Linked DNA regions of Homo sapiens: region 2 is linked to region 1. A link is an interaction called in ENCODE POLR2A ChIA-PET data of the cell type or tissue named here. Cell type or tissue: OCI-LY7. All regions are shown on one strand.

Evidence for each region. Peaks named below come from ENCODE experiments on the same cell type or tissue, not always from the same donor. Only the 100,000 strongest peaks of a DNase experiment are listed, where the experiment ranks them.
Region 2: POLR2A ChIA-PET joins it to region 1 with 6 read pairs; 3 of 35 experiments call an interaction of 5 or more read pairs at or near these places.

Annotation. Positions count from the first base shown.
Region 1 is chr21:31,770,457-31,774,456 of GRCh38, forward strand. No RefSeq gene overlaps it. Among named protein-coding and RNA genes, the nearest start is that of SCAF4, 40 kb to the left of the region's middle. RefSeq lists an enhancer at 2,368-2,657. In OCI-LY7, no CTCF peak of the experiment used is centred here; a DNase peak (open chromatin) is centred at 2,385; H3K4me3 peaks cover 1,844 bases; H3K27ac peaks cover 3,176 bases.
Region 2 is chr21:31,622,285-31,626,284 of GRCh38, forward strand. No RefSeq gene overlaps it. Among named protein-coding and RNA genes, the nearest start is that of SOD1, 35 kb to the right of the region's middle. In OCI-LY7, CTCF peaks have their summits at 1,586 (motif pointing right) and 1,794; a DNase peak (open chromatin) is centred at 1,567.

The DNA.
Region 1 (4,000 bases):
GCCTTCTTTCTGGCTGTGGCAGAAAAGTCACAATGGTCTTTCCCAAGTATATGCCATTTGGCTACCAAAAATGCATCCTCCCTTTCCTAGCATGGAAAGTGACAGCCCAGTCAAGGGCTATTTTCTCAACCCTCTTCATGCCCAGTTATGGTCATGTGATTAGTTCTCAGCAATGAAATGTGGGCAGCAGTGATGGGAATCACTAAGGACTTAATGTTTTTCTCTGCTTTTATTGAATGCGCACTTAATTGGTGATGATTTGCAGAGAAGTGGAGAAAGCAGGGAACTAAGGAGTTTCTATTTGTTTACTGATTCTAAGCCCTGAAAATGCCAGGTGATCGGGGGTGATCAGACGTGTCTGAATCACGTTGGTGGTGCCAGTGACTTGCTTGATGTTTGCCTTCCCCATCACTTCAGCTCCCTGAGGCCTGGGACTGTGCCTACCAAGTGCTACATGGTCTCCCTAAAGCTTGGGTTATAGTACACTCTTTATTAACATTTATTGTGTGAATAAATGAAATGCTTTACATTTACTGGTGACCTCATCAACTAATTCTTTTTTTTTTTTTTTTTTTGAGACGGAGTCTCGCTCTGTCACCTAGGCTGGAGTATAGTGGCGCACGTCGGCTCACTGCAAGCTCCGCCTCCCAGGTTCACGCCATTCTCCTGCCTCAGCCTCCGAAGTAGCTGGGACTACAGGCGCCCGCCACCACGCCCAGCTAATTTTTTGTATTTTTAGTAGAGACGGGGTTTCACCATGTTAGCCAGGATGGTCTCGATCTCCTGACCTCATGATCTGCCTGCCTCGGCCTCACAAAGTGCTGGGATTACAGGCGTGAACCACCGCGCCTGGCCTTCATCAACTAATTCTTTTGGTAAATGAATTTCTGCTTAAACCAGGCCAAGACCTTTCTTTATAAGAAGCCAGGCCAGTGAATCAGGGAGTGAGATCAGAGGAAAGGAAGTCTCCCTTTTGTGTCTTTAAGTCATGTATTGTGCCGTGACTAGCTGGAAAAGCTGCAAAATAGTATAATAGAAGCTGTATATATCAGCAATAGCAAGGATTACTTGTCTGAGAACCTGGTTTGTGCCAGGCACTGACCTTGATGCTTTTCATACATTGCTTCATTGAATACTCATAAAAGCTACCACACAGGTGTGATTCTCCCTATTTTACAGATGCATCAGCTGAGGCTCTGTGCGGTAAATAAGTTGTTCAATGACAGAGACCAAGTAAGTGGCCAAGTCAGGACTCATATCCGTCTTCCTGACTTCGAGCTTGAATTCCCTTCTACCATACCTTATAAAAAGAATTCAGCAGCCTGAGGTTCAAGGTTCAGCTGCATGATATTGAGAATTCATTTAGTTTCTCTGAGCCGCCATCTCCTTATTTGTGGAATGGAGATAATGATGACACTGATTGATGCTCAGCTCCTCACAGAGTTATTGTAAAGACAAGTGAGAGAATGACTATGTGTTTTGCAAGTGATTAAATTCACAAACACAAGTCACTTTACTTACAGTATACTGGAGACACTTACATTAGGCTTTTAAACATTTATATATATATGTATATATATTTTTTGATACAGGGTCTCACTTTGTCACCCAGGCTGGACTGCAGTGGTGCAATCTTGGCTCACTGCAGCCTAGACCTCCAGGACTCAAGAGGTCAGATCCTCCCAACTCAGCCTCCTGAGTAGCTGGGACTACAGGTGTGTGCCACCATGCCTGGCTAATTTTTTTTGTATTTTTTTGTAGAGATGGGGTCTCGCCATGTTACTCAGGCTAGTCTTGAACTCCTAAGCTCAAGTGATCCATCCACCACGGCCTCGCAAAGTGCTAGGATTATACGTGTGAGCCACCGCTCCTGGCCAGACTTTTTTTTTTTATTTAAAAAACTTTATTTTTAAACTTTAATTTTTGAGACAGGGTCTCACTCTGTCACCCATGCTGGGTTGCAGTGGTGTGATCATGGCTTACTGCAACCTTGACTTTTTGGGCTCAAGGGGTCCTCCTGCCTTAGCCTCCCAAGTAGCTTGGGCTACAGGCATGTGCCACCACGCCTAGCTAATTAAAAAAAATTTTTTTTGTAGAGACGGTGTCTTGCCATGTTGCCTAGGCTGGTCTCGAACTTCTGGGCTCAAGCTCCCACCTTGGACTCCCAGTGTTGGAATTACAGGTGTGAGTCAATGCGTTGGGCCGCATTAAACTTTAAAGTTTCTGAATTTGAGGACACGACTTTATGACAGGCAACCTCTCAGTTTTTCAGAATAGAAATAATCCTTTCAGTCACATGAGAGAACAGTGTCTTCTATTTTAAGTAGTCAACTTTCTCTTTAGTGTTGTTTGTATGTGGGCAAACCCTACCCAAGTTTCTGTTCCTGAAATCAATTTCTTAATTTGCATTAGGCAAAAGTGTTGCATAAGCTTATTTTATTATCATCCAGCTTTTTATAGATCTTTGCTGAGAGACAATACGGGCTTGTTGAAAGAGGCCCTGTTTGACTGTCCCAAGCCCTGGGATGGAGTCCTAGCCCTGGCACTTAGCAGCTGTGGGATCGTGGGTGAACTACTTCACCTCCCTGCTTCTCAGGCCTCTACATCTGCAAAGTGAGAACAAGGGGAGCTCTTTCCCTAAGGGCCCTTTCACTGTACTACTTAAAAATGATTGCAAAGAGTCTTGCGTTAAGCAAAACTGAACACCTGCTGTAAATGTCTGCACCTCAGCAACATGACCCACAGTAGAATCTATATTTAGTTGCATTTGGATAATCTTCCTTTCCCCTTTTGCTTTAGCACTTTCTACCTTCAATTATTTCTTTATTACAGCAATGCCCCCTTTTTGCTCTACTGATGTGGGTGAGATGCAAATGGGCCTTTTGAGACTCTTGCTGTGTCCCCTGGGCCCCAGATGGACAGATGGGAGACAGAACGATTGTGGAGTACATCTTGGAGCTGACAGGTTTTGGGGGCAGGAAGTGTTAGTCAACACATGAGAAAAATGGGGTAAACAGCTGGAAAAGGCTGAGCATTAGCTGACAGGCTCTTTAGCCAACTGTCCTAGGACTGGATCAGGGCCTTGTGCATGGTGGGAGAGGCACCTAGGACCTGTGGAAAGGACAGGAAGCCAGACCCAAGAAGCCTCAGGCTGCAACCTGGCCCTCAGTTATTATCACAAAACTTACAAAGGTGTGAGCCTCGTGAATCAGCTGCAATAGATTGTTGCCTTGAGGACAAGACAGTCTAAACAACTAAAAATTAGCCAGGTGTGGTGGCTCATGCTTGTTATCTCAGGGCTTCAGGAGGCTAAGGCAGGAGGATTGCTTGAGGCCAGAAGTTCAAGACGAGCCTGAGCAACACAGTGAGAGCCCCCCCCCAACCCCCCACCCCTCAACTTCTACAAAAAAATTTAAAAATTAGCTGGGCATGGTGGTGCACACTTGTAGTCCTAGCTACTTGGGAGGCTGAGGTGGGAGAATTGCTTGAGCCCAGGAGTTTGAGGTTGCAGTGAGTTATGATTGTGTCACTGGACTCCAGCCTGGGCAACAGAGCAAGACTCTGACTCAAAAAAAAAAAAAAACAAACCCAAAAAGCAAAAAGCAAAACCAAAAACCACACATACACAATGAAAATTATTACAAAATAGCCTGAACTTGGTAGATCCATTTCTTACACCAGGCATGGTGGCTCACATCTTTAATCCCAACATTTTGGGAGGCTGAAGTAGGCAGATTGCTTGAGCCCAGGAGTTCAAGACCAGCTTGGGCAATATAGGACACCCCATCTCTATGAATTAGCCAGGAGTGATGTCATGGGTCTGTAGTCCCAGCTACTTGGGAGGCTGGGGTGGGAGGATGGCTTCATCCTGGAAGGTAGTGGCTACAGTGAGCTGAGATTGCGCCACTACACTCCAGCCTGGGTGACAGAGAGAGACACTGTATCAATCAATTAATCAATAAATAAAATGAAAGAAAAGAAAAGAAAGCATTTCTTGAAT
Region 2 (4,000 bases), 150 kb before region 1:
TCCCCTCAACGGGATCGCACTATTGTGTGAATCCCACAGCCTCATCCACAGCCTCACCGCATAGTGGTTTGTAAAGATTTTGAGTTTTTGCCATTCTGATGGGCAATAGGTGCATTGCAATTTAAATTTCTGTTTATATTATTATGTAACTAGAGCTTGCATTCACCCACCATGTGAGTGGTTCCTAAGACTTTAATTTTGAGAAATGGCTTCTACTCAGGCTCCAGGTCCTTATTCTTCAGCCCCGACCCCTCTTTCCTCCCTGTAGACACTTCCTTCCATCTAAACCGCCACGGCAGCCTCCTTCAGCACACAGATAACATCCTCCTCACTGAGTGGGCAGGAAAGGAGGTTCAAAGAATGAAGTGGTTTACCCAGCCAGTAAATGGAGAATCCAAGACTAGAGACCATCTGTTCATTTTTGTTTGTTTGCATTTTTTTCCTTTCTTTTCTTTATTCTTTCTTTCTTTTTCATTTCCTTTCTTCCTTCCTTTTCTTCCTTCCTCTTTCTTTTTTTCTTTCTTCTTTCTCTTCTTTCTCTTTCTTTTCTTGCTCTCTTTCTTCTTTCTTGTTGTTGTTTTTGTTGAGATCATGTGCTCAGATTCCTAGTACATGACTATAAAGTTAGGAAAGAGCCCCCAAGACCACTTTCCCCTCTGATACCAATTTAAAGTTTAGGGGTCCCCACAACCACCTTCAAGTTCAATAATCCACTTGGTGGACTCGCAGAACGTACTGAAAGCTATTATACTTATACTTACAGTTTATCATAGCAAAAGGACACAGATTAACATCAGCCAAGGGAAGACACACATAGGGCAGTGTCCAGGAGAGCTTCCAGCAGTCCTCTCCCAGTGGAGTAATGGACTCCTTCTGGAAACTATATGCACGGACTATATACATGGAGTATTGCCAACCAAGGAAACTCACCAGGCTGTTGGTGTCCAGAGTGTATAGTAGGGCTTGGTCTTGTGGACATGGCTGGCTTGACCTTAGTCTATTCCTTCAGGGGTCAAGCTGATATGGTGTGGCCAAATCTCCCACCATAAATCACATTGGTCTAACATGTTGTGTCTGTTTGGCATGGCCCATGGCCTCCAGGTAAACACAGTGCTATTATCAAGCAGGACATCTAAGGGCTTAGAGATCACCTCCCAAGAGCCAAGGGCAAAGCCCAGATCTCACTTCAAGTAAGCTTAAAATTCTTTACTACACAACACCCTTTCCTTGTTACAGGAGAGTGGGGGTGCCCTGCTGGCCCTCACAGAGGAAGAGCTCATAACTCATAACCCACAAAACTGTAATGAAGGGCAATCCCATCCGACTGAAAAATGGGACTGGAAACAGGCACTGAACATTCCAGAAGGAAAGAGAGGGGCACAGGGGAGCGCGTAAGTGGATTTAATGATGGCTAGTCTACAAGAAAAAGTGCAATCGATTCAGGTTATTGAAAATTCACCCCCAATATTTTCCTCTACTCATCAAACGTGGAAGAAAGGGGCTCATTGGAGCTTGCTCATGGCTCGCATCAGGGCCAGCCGGCCTGTCTTGTTCTCTGATTATAACATCAAGGACCCCTAGGTGGTGCTGATTTCTAGCTTGGGTGGCAAATAGTTAACAACAACAAAAAAGGAATCTGAAAGTTCAGCAAACCTCTTCTTTTTTTTTCAAACTTTTTTGTTTTTGATTAAGCACATTCCACAGTACAAAGCTGTCATGAATAATATCTGTACAATTGAACAGTTTCAATAGCTGTTCAGACACAAATTTATTTCAAACAAATAATTGGCAAACATAATTAACTACAAGTTAGAATTAGACTATCCCAGTGCTTTAAAACATTAATATAGCAGTAATTTACATTTGCTCAATTATGGTTAGCAAAATAAAGTCCAGAGTATGGCTGGGAATTTACTATTATAATCCCAGAAAGTCAGAATTCCTTGGGTGCCAAAGTCCCTTGCTATAATTTAGTAGGAACAATTCAAAGGTTGTGTACATATTCAAAGGCCATGATCTCCCAAGGAACAAGGGGGACTTCTATATTAAACAAGCAAAAACAACAAAAAATCTATTCATTCATTCCGAATTGTCTCCTCCTCTGCCCCTACCTTCCCCCTGGGCTTTCCTGAGCAGTTTGATATTGAAGTTGTAGGACGAAAAGAGGTCAAAACTAAATCACTTTCACAACCACCATCAAGCTTACAACATCTGCCTTATGAATGGAGGTTTATTGTTTACGCTTTGAGACTCAACTTCTCAAAAACATAAATTAGTAACATGGGAAGGAAGGATTTTTTTTAAGAAAAACTAAAAAAGCAAAGCCAACTCGATAAATCACATACACACACATTGATCCCCACACCGTTCTCAATGCAAAGGACAAATCGGAGCCCAAGGACCTTCCCTTTAGTAGTAGAGCATGCTTCCACAGGAAGAGGTTTAATTTATAGGAGGCTGTTTATTGGTCCTTTAAAATGCTATTGATGGCCGGGCACGGTGGCTCCCAAAGTAATCCCAGCACTTTGGGAGCCTGAGGCAGGCGGATCACAAGGTCTGGAGTTCGAGACCAGTTCGGTCAATATAGTGAAACCCCGTCTCTATTAAAAATGCAAAAATTAGCTGGGTGTGGTGGCACGTGCCTGTAGTCCCAGCTACTTGGGAGGCTGAGGCAGGAGAATCACTTGAACCTGGAGGTGAGGAGGTTGCAGCGATCTGAGATTGCGCCACTGCACTCCAGCCCGGGCTACAATGCGAGACTCTGTCTCAAAAAAAAAAAAAAGTTATTGACATTCCTTGATCTTTGGAAACAACGGCAAAGGGCAAATCAAACCTAATATTGAATAAGGGAGAAGGAGTGCCAACTGGATGCCAATGTCCTTTCCATGCACTGTCAGGGTGATAGTGCCAGATGCCAACGTCCTTTCCATGCACCATCAGGGAGACAGTGCCATTTACACATTTGGGCTGTGTACTCGGGAGTACTCGGGAGCTTTGAGAACCTGCTGAGGCCGCAGCAGCACGTGACACCAGAGATGACTGGGGTGGGATTCATGGACTTGAGGCTTTACACCACTTAGGAGTGCCCTCCCCTCAGCATGGACCTCTGAACCAGCCTGACCTGACCTGCAGGCTCCAACACACCAGCGGGCCCTGCCAGAACCTTGGCAAGGACAGGATGCATGAATTCCAGAGCCAGGACAGCCCGTCAATAGGGCCTTATTATTTCCCCTTCCCAGGGCCACAACTGCACAGAATAATGATTTTTGACAGTGAAGCCAAATGAATACTACGGGAAGTGACCACTAGTACTCAGGAGTACTTATGAGAAAAAGAATAAGAACAAAAATGTTTAAGTTACCTCTCTATTGTATAATATATACTGTACAACAAATAAAACATTCATGTTCAACTTTAGAAATTACATTTTAAAACAAGATTCTCCTTAAAAACACACACAAACCACACACACAATGACAACAAAATAAAAACACTGTAGGAATACTGCAGGAAGGGTTCCAGGTAATCCACATCAACCCTGGTATCAGGTTCTTGAGTCCAGTCCATGGCTAAGCGCGAACACACTCTGTATTAGTGTCTCAAGTGCAGGGGGCCCTGACCCCAGCAACTTTGAAGTTAAACTGTTATGTACATTATATCTACATGTGAATACAGTATTTTAAATTAGGAGGCAAGCACACATATAAAGGTGTTACTCTACCAAATATCAGGAGATGGTTGCGGTTCAGAGAACAGTTAATAAAAGGGCTAACCCCCATGGCACGTGTATACCTATGTAACAAAAGTGCACGTTCTGCACATGTATTCCAGAACTTAAAATATAATTTAAAAAAATTAAAAATAAAATAAAAGAGCTATGTTGGGAGATAATAACTGACTTATAGTTCTTTTTTTTTTTTTTTTTTTTTTGAGACGGAGTCTCGCTCTGTCGCCCAGGCTGGAGTGCAGTGGTGCAATCTTGACTCACTGCAACCTCCGC